Linked DNA regions of Mus musculus: region 1 is linked to region 2. Evidence: chromatin loops called from intact Hi-C (ENCODE). Cell type or tissue: left cerebral cortex. All regions are shown on one strand. Each heading gives the region's core, and the rest is flanking DNA. Links, peaks and the distances in the headings are about the cores only. Region 1 holds the start of Gm10789 (predicted gene 10789). Region 2 has its middle 89 kb from the start of Gm10789.

Region 1 (4,380 bases), core at 69-4,068, 91 kb after region 2:
TCCCTTCCGCCTGCTGTCCCTGCTTAGACGCCTCGTCCTCAGGACCTTTACTTCCCTCTATTCAAACAAAATTACTTCTGTGTTTACCCCTCAGTCCCCAACTCCTCCAAGCCCACACAAGAGCCTACTCTAGAACCTAGTGATGTTCCAAACTTTTCCAGCCACCAGACAGATTGGATTTCGCCTGCTAAGAAGAGTTCCCTCCTCCCTCCAGACAGCCCTTTGTTCAGACAGCCCTCCTTCCCCAGCGCCCATTGCTTTTTAAGCTGCTAGCGGCTCACCAGCAAAGGTTTTACACAGCCCCTAAGAAAGAAGCATGAAGAAACAACTAGGGCCCGTGGAAATCCACACGCATAAAAAAAAAAAAGGCACCTCGAGAGATTAGATAAGAATAATTAAGTCTAAGGCCAAGTAGAACAAGTCCTGTTGGGGCTACAAACCTTCAGCCTCGTATAATATAGAAACAAGATAGGGAAATCCACAAAATGGAAGAAGGATGGGTCTGTCTCTCTCTGTCTCTCTCTGTCTCTCTGTCTCTGTCTCTCTCTCTCTCTGTTACAGATTTCCTCTGACAACCAACCTAACTTCAATGTTTATCTTACTGTTGTCTCTGTATTGTGTAGTTCATTTATGTTGTCATTTCATCAAGATCACCTGCTCTCAAAAGGAACCGCAACTCCACTCTACAGACGCATAAACCGAGGCTCTAAGACATTCATTAATAGCGACCCAGGTCGTAACTAATACTCAGCAGGAACTGGATACCGGGACGCTTATGACCTCAGAGCCAGGCTCTCAACCTCTGTTGCAGCTTTCAAAGTGTGCGCCAAGTCAGCAAGCACCGGGCTGACACCGGAACCAGGACGCTCTGCCACTGGATGCCGCCCAGCTGCTGCGCGGGACCGCATGGGTACCAGAGAAGCAAACGTGAATTGCAGTGTTCCCAAGGGCTCGCGCGCGTCCTTCAAAACCTGCCAGCCACCACGAAGGAAAAAGACAGCTTAGATTCTATCTGACCCTAGAGAATGGCCAGAGGATGCCACCAGAAAGGGATACCCGTGGCGAGGTTCGCTCCCGGACAGCCCATCTTGACCGACCCCAGCAAAAGATATCAGCGCCTCTAGGTGCAGAAGATCTGAGAGCGTGAGGCGGGGCGGGGCTGGGCTGGTGCGAAGACGTGGAATCGTGTCTTTTCCGTGAAGCTTCGGGCCGGAGACCAAAGGAGGGAGCGTCACCTGAAGACGCATCAACTTCTGACTCCTGGGGGCATGCAGCTGTGGCCTGGCCTTAAAAGCGTACCTCTGGCCCAATGGCGAGGTCTGTAAACAAAAGCCGGCCTCACACGGGTCTACAGCCCGGTGGCCTGCCTCACCGTGCACAGGCATCGGAGAAGCAGAGCGGGAGAGAGGGCCAGATCCGGATAGGATCCGGAGCGCGGACGTAAAGAACGGCCCCACTACCTGGACCAGTCATTGTCTGCCCACCCATAGGATTCTGCTTTAAATGCCCCCTCCCTAGCCCACCGCAGGTCCTTCACACTGTGTGCCCGCCCCCAAGGCTCTCCCGTGGTGTGCCCGACCGGGAGCGCAGCATGGATGGCCAAGGTGAACACCCGGCAACGTTGGCGAAGGGACAGGCCCGTAAGTGCCCAAGTCCGGGACCGAGACACACAGACAGATCCAGGCGCGCGCGCGCGCGCGTGCACACACACACACACACCCTCCCAGAAGTTGATTAAAAATCAGCCGATAAATACATAGAGATGAGGCCGCCTCAGGTCAACGCTGACCTCCTGCCTCCAGAATGATCGAATGCCAACGCCTGCACACTGTCACTTGCATTCGGCTCCAGTACCTGGGCTCCGCTGTCTCGGCTAGTTTCTGGACTCTCCTTGGCGCGATACAGATGTGCCTTCCCTCCCCAGATCACCTCCCAAGTGTATGCACACGAAAACAATACAAGCAAAGCCCGGTCTGGGGGAGCTAGGACCCACCGGGAGCCCCAGTGTGCGAATGGGAGTCAGGACGTGCCCGTCACGGGCACCGCGGCTCTAGGCATTCTCATCGCCATCCCTCGTGGAGACTCTGGCCAGTCAGCCCGACCGGCTTAGGCCAGGGTACTCACCAGTGACGTTCACCCAGGATCTTGAAGACCTGGCCAGGCACAAAGCGGGGCCGCTGGGCCCCTGGGGCTGCGGGCGCCGAAGCCTTAACGGCGCTGCAGAGCTGCGAACCCGACGGCAGCGGCGCTGCTCAGCCCTTCGGCCCGCTCGCCGTCTGCCAATGGGAACTGTCAGGGCTCCTGGGCCAGCGGGCCTCGGGGGCGGGGCCTCGGAAGCCCGTGGGAAACCGAGCTCCGATTGGAGCTGCGGACAATCGCTCCGCCTCCGTCCAGCCAATCCGAGGCGGAGGACACGGGAGCGGGGCGTTCAGAGTTGGGCTGGAGTGTGACAACAGGCGCACGCCGGGTACCTGAGCGGCATCCGGGCGCCAGGTGGGCCCTGTGGCTGGAGGGATGCCGGCGGTGCACACTCCCGGGTGCCTTGACACGGTGCTCTGGCGTAAGCAGCCTGGGGAAACCGCAGCAAGAATAACGAGACCTGCCGGCACGGGCCACGGCGAAGGAGCCCCTAACAAAGCAGCTTCGGGAGGGCCTGCTGGCCTCCGCCTCCTTCTCCAATAGGTCCGTGAAGCTGCCTGTCACCAGACATAGGTGGAGGTGGCCAATGACGCGCACGAATGAGCTAGAGTTGGCGCGCGCGCGGCTTGGCAGCGGTGGGATTGGTCGGAGGTAAAGGATTTTCCTGCCACCTAAGGCCTTGGAAGGCGGGGGGGCACCGAATGGAGGAGGCGAAGAGCCAAAAACCTAGTACCTGCGACACGTGGTCTAGTTTGGGCGGCATGTGGCTGACTCTAGGGAGAAACAGGAATTTGCTTAGGTGAGATAAAATCTCAACGCGTCCCCTCTCTTAGGAGCCAGATAATATCCGCCACCAAACAGACTTTAGGTAGGCAGAGTGGCCTTAGCCAAGTATTGGATAGTCCGGGACTCATTGGGCTAATGTCCAGCAAGTGAACTTGAGTTTCACGGTCGCCAGGGCATTGTTCGTGACTGACGAGGTTCGCACATGCCTCGGCTCTCTGTAAAATCCTCGTAGTTGGTGCAGGTTGGCCTTTCTCAAGGTGGCGTGAGCCACAAAACAGCCTTAAAGCTAGTGACAAAACCGCTTCCCTAATCCAGGCCAGAGCCTTCCCCTCGCTTTAGAGCTCTCCCAGCTTGGCCCAGGGAGTGGGAGGAGCAGACCTGCGGTTATCTTGTAAACAGTGTACCTAGTGGCTTATTGAGGCTGAAGTAGGAGGATATTGAATTGAAGATCAGCCTGAAACTGTTTCAAAAAGAAAAGAAAGTTAACACCTTTTCCTTCTGCACCCTCCTTCACCTCCCAAATCCATACTGCCTCTCACCTGAATTTCATTAAAGGCATCCACCTTACTAAAAGATTGTTCCAAACAGGAAGATCTCAGTCTCTCAGCTCTGTTGTCTTCTCTTCCCCCAGTGTGTATAGTCCCTCAGAGATGGAAACATTCCTTCTAGCAGGGAATATCCTTAAGTAGAAAGGAACACAACCCAAAATAGCTTCAGGAAGTCCCTAAAACTGAGCAGATTTGCTAGGTCCCTCCCTGCCATACTAAGCAGTAAGAGCTGAGTCTCAAATGAGCCAAGATGCAGACTTAGATGAGACCAGACCAGCCTCCTAGAAGAGGCAGAGACCAACTGAGTCACTTGGAAAGGACAGGCTCCTACAGACTGTACAGTGTGCTCCAGGTTCCCAGCTCTTGTGAGCTGTCACCATGCTGGGGTGGCCTTTGGTGATGCAGCTGTCTCTGAGTCATGTCTGCTCTTGTTAAGCAATCCCAATAAAATTCATTGGTTCACTTACTTGGACTTTGCTGGTATTTGTACGTTGGTCTGTCATAAGATGTATTGCCTCTCCACAGGAAAAGTTTTGTCACACAAAACCCAGACCTAGGCACCCTTCCTTCCCTTGAACAATTGCTACACATTCCTTAAAGCCCAGCTTGGCTGACGTTTGCTGAACTTCTGGTGAGCAGGGTGTGCTCTCATAGACACCAGGGATCCTCCTGTGCCAGTGAGAATTAGTTGCCCACCTCTGGTTCTCCCTGCCTCTTAGAGCACTAAAATTGTCAAAACACACACACACACACACACACACACACACACACACACAAACTGTGTTTCCTGCTTGAGCAGAGTACCCTGAATTCAGAATATCCCTTCGGAGGGGTGGGGGTTACACATCCCAGAGCCTACTACATGGCACATTTAAATGTATTTAAATAATATATTTAATTAATAAGC
Region 2 (4,380 bases), core at 194-4,193:
TCCATCCACAGAGATGTTCCTCCTTCATTCCTATTCTTCCATTGATGAGCTATGATTAATAACTTTGTATCTGAACAGAAGGAGAAAAGCCAGGGGAGGGAGAAAAGAGAAAAAAAGGAAGTAGAGAAATTCTAAGAAATCTTCCTAACATCATTGAACAAGAGAGGAATGTGAGGATACAATGTGAGCTCACGGTCGCTCATGGTCGCCTGACCAGTAAAAGCCAATGGAAAGTCCTGCACTGGTCAGATAGTAGCCGGCCAGAGCAAAGAGTAGATAGATGGTCACCCAGTGTGGGCACTATCAGGGTCGTCAGGAGGAATAGGACCTACCACTGACATGCAAACACACCCACACAGCACAGGCACACACAGATAAAGAAACTTATTACGAGGAGTTAGTTTATGATACTATGTGGTCTGACATGCCTGTAGATCTGCAATGGGCAAGCTGCAGACCCAGAGAGCAATACTAATTCTAGCCCAAGGCCAAAGGCAAGTGAGAAAACGACAGGCCAGATCCAAAGATAGTCAAGCAGGAGACACTGTCCATACCATGGGGGTGTCAGCCACTGTGTTCAGGCCTCCAACTGACTGCATGAGCCCTCCACACTAGGGAGGGCAATCTACCAACGCTCTCCCCTCTGTTAAATCTTATCCAGAAACATTCTTGGAGAATATCCAGAGTAAGGTTGGTCAAACATCTGGGCATCCACTGGCCAGGCAAGTATACACACCACAGCACTAAGTGTCTAAGAGTTCCCAGTGCAAACACGTGAGACACACCAGCCACACCTACAGCATCCACACTGGCTAAGATGAGTCCTGGTTAGCAGTACCTCTGGGAAAAGGCCAAAGAAAAGAGCCGGTCACAGGGATGTCCTGTAGCATGCACCCCTGGCCCCACACAGACCCACAGCCACAAGCCTCTGTCGCTCACAGCGCCACATCAGAGATGGAAGGTCTTCGAGAGCACAGATGAGCTCTATCAGACAGGCTGACAAGTCCGAAAATTCTGAGTAGTGGGGTCAGAGTCCATTCTACCAACCTGAATCCCCTGGCCTCCACATTTTAAGTGCTTCTCCATGCCCACCCTGCTGTCCCCGTATCCCTACTGGAAGTAGCACATATAATCCAAGTACTATTACAGTAACTAGGACAGATCTGAGGACTAAATGACGCCATGGTGCCAAAGTAGTCTTATTTGCACTGCGGTGATGAAACAGAAATTTGAAGGACAAAGGGTCTTTATTTGGCTTACAGGTTACACTCTCTTATCAAGGGGAGCTGAGGCAGGAACTGACCCAGAGACCATGGAGGAACACTGTTTACCGATTTGTTCCCCCTGGCTTGCTCAATTACCTTTCATAGATAGCCCAGACCCACCAGCCCAGGGGGAGGGGGCGGGGCACTGCATACAGTGAGCTGGGCCACTCCTCATCAATAAGCAATCAAAAAAAAAAAAAAAAAAAAAGCCACAGCCAGGCCTGCAGGCCAATCTGACAAAGGCAGTTAGTCCCTCAGCTGTGATCCCATCTTCCCAGGTCTGTCTAGGACTGCGTCAAGTTCATAAAACTTAACTCTGACAGACGTAAGAGAAGCATCCCAAAGCCAGGCACACACGGGTGCTCGAAACACAGTAGCTCTTTTCACTGAAAATGCTGGCTGTTCCCACTGCCTGCAGATGGCTGCAACTCCCTCTTCTTGAGCAGAGCTAAGTTTGGAGTGAGGTGATTCACGATGGACGGGAGCAATCCTTACAGTCGCCACACTGATGCAAACATTTCACAGCCAGACATAATCAAACCAGGCAGAAAGGCAAGCGTCTGGCAGGCTCAGGAGTCAGGAAGCTAGGGACACGGAAGTCTTCGCTGGACAGCCAGCCTGGTCCCCGGCCTTGCCCCTTCTTTCCTGGACTGTGAACTTTTCCTAGAAAGATAAATAAAACTCACCACAGACAACAGGGTGGTGGCCGACCAAACAAGTGGTCTCCCCAATTCTGGTGGACAAATGAATTTAATAAGGTTCCTTACAGGGAGGTGGCCGACTTACAAGCAGGGACACCACTGAAGAAACCAGCTCTCCCCAAACCCACTAATAGCACAGATCCTGAAGGGGGCGGAATAAAGCCTCTAGAAGGGATGCGCCTTACAAGCCCTCCCCTAGCAACCCTTACAAGCCCTCCCCTAGCAACCATTGGCTTGGTTGGGAAGGAGGAGCCTTAGAAGCCTCCTCAGCAGGCACTAACAGCCTATATCCCTTCCACAGGGGAACATTGGTGGGCCCCGGCTTGTGTGGGTCTCCTGCAGTTAGTGACAGCGGCAGAGCAGTCACGAGGGCAACAGGATGGTCCATGATGGAGGATGGTTGCAGCTGCTCATGAACAGTGTGCAGTTGGGAAGCTGACTGCCTTGCTTCGGTGAGCACGGCTGCTCGCTGGTGTCCATGAGACAGTGCAGACTCGACATCGCTCCTCCCTGGGCCATACATGATACTTCGTGTATCTAGGCATAACTGGGATACCCACACGTCCCTTTGTTTCAAGACAACTCCCCCACCCAATCCCAAATCTACTCCATTACCCACAGTATCTCGCTCTTCTGACCCAAAAGAAACCAGGTCCAAGGCACTTCCTGAAAATGTCCCCCTGGCTTCCTGCAGGAAGCAGGTCCTCGGTCACAGCCGCTCCTACAGCTTTTTCTCCCTCCACACCTGCCTCGCCCCCAACATAAACTTTTCCACAGCAGAACAAGCACAGAGGGTCCTGGCAAGACCGAGGCAGGCCTGGAGGCACAGGCCTCCATCTCAGATATTTGGGGAGATAAGCCAGGTCACAGGGTTGAGAGCTTGCCTGGGTTGAGTAAGCTCAAAGCTAGCCTGGGCTACCTCATGAGACTATCTCAAAACTTAAACACGCGAGCGTGCGCATGCACTCGAAGCTTTCCTAGCATCTGCAAGGCCTTTGTCTCAATGTCCAGCAGAGTTAAATGTGAGTGTTTCTAAAGAAAACCAACACTGACCCACAGAGGAGCCAGGGAGACTCTTCCCTCTTTAAATGTCCATCACTGCAGTCCCTATAGACCTCAGACATTAATAAACAATATCTCAGTTACCCAGAAGTCAATTTAACTACGCAGTCGAATGAGGGAGTCGGAGGGAAAACAGAATGGCGGCGGCTCAGAGACTCTATGCTAGGACGGGCCATTGCAGTAGTGATTTGTAGCTGGGGGGTAAAAATAAATCAGTCTGGAACGGCAGGTGTAGCCAGTCGACCGGGCCACCTCCAATGTGATGCTGGCCATCCATCTGTCCTGCTCCCGCCTGGGGACCTAGCCTCAGACACAGCTGACACAGGCAGAGGCGTGCTTGGTGACTGAGGTCACAATGATACGCTTCAGATTTAGCACACCATCTTATCATAAATTTTTAAGTTCTGAATTTTAATATATATTTATAAATATATGTGCAATAGTTGATGCATACAGAAGTTAGCCAAGTCTACACATGGCTGAATAATCCAATTCTTGTGACCTTGGGGACTCCAGTCTAAGTGGCCCAGCACCTGGAATTCAGAGAGAGGAGCGACCTCGGAGGCACGGAAGAGCCACAGCTGAGGATAGACCTGCAACCTGACCCAAAGGAAAAGACCAGGCTATAAAGCAGAGGCCATGCTCTGGAGAAAACTCTACTGAGGGTGTCACCAGGCCAAAGGGGCTTGTTCGGGGAAACAGAGAGGCATCTGCTAGACTTGGAAGAGTGTCTTGTATGACATTGGCCAACTCCTCTTGCTGCTGCTTAAACTGCAAAGGTAACCATAGACTATTCTGGAAGATCAACGTTCAGCCTTAAAAAAAAGCCTGAAAATGTCCCGGTTTTCCATTTGTTGAGACAAGAGTTTTGCTCTCTGCAGCCCAGGCTAGTTTTAATCTCACAAACCTTCCAGCTTCACAGTGTGCGGTACAGGGATCGCGGTTGTGCACCACCACGCCCAGTTCCTTGGGAAGGTGTGCATAATGAGCACACCATTAACAAGCGCCCACAGTCACAGGTCTACCAGGTGTTCCCCTGTGCCCTCTCCCCCTGGGCTGTCACCCAGAAGACCATCTCAAGCCTCCTACCGTGCCATCTGCAAACGAGTCAGTGGGTAGGGCTATGAGAGAATCTTTTTCACAAACATTATCCCAGAACTCTTAAAGGCCCACCCCAAACCCCATGATACCCCCAATTTTTACACATGGCTGATCACCTCTCTCTTTCAACAGCCTCCCCTCCCCTTATCAAGTCAGAGTCCAAACAAGAACCTAAGAAGCCAAGCTTTATCTAGGTATCCTTCACCCAGAGAACCCCTCCCCTCCCACTTACCCCAGACAGCATCGTTCCT

The links. Peaks named below come from ENCODE experiments on the same cell type or tissue, not always from the same donor. Only the 100,000 strongest peaks of a DNase experiment are listed, where the experiment ranks them.
Region 1: a loop joins it to region 2, with 2.2 times the contacts of the local background. A loop is called at or near these places in 1 of 42 quality-filtered maps.

The regions. Positions count from the first base shown.
Region 1 is chr16:90,141,561-90,145,940 of GRCm38, forward strand. It overlaps Gm10789 (predicted gene 10789), which reads left to right and starts at 677. Exons shown (of 1, transcript NR_033476.1): 1 at 677-4,380. It also overlaps a transcript of Tiam1 not described here. In left cerebral cortex, for the core only: a CTCF peak has its summit at 2,228; DNase peaks (open chromatin) are centred at 1,103, 1,701, 2,383 and 2,699; H3K4me3 peaks cover 2,697 bases; H3K27ac peaks cover 1,446 bases.
Region 2 is chr16:90,050,915-90,055,294 of GRCm38, forward strand. It overlaps a transcript of Tiam1 not described here. Among named protein-coding and RNA genes, the nearest start is that of Gm10789, 89 kb to the right of the region's middle. In left cerebral cortex, for the core only: CTCF peaks have their summits at 1,667 (motif pointing right) and 2,106 (motif pointing right); DNase peaks (open chromatin) are centred at 1,707 and 2,130; H3K27ac peaks cover 611 bases.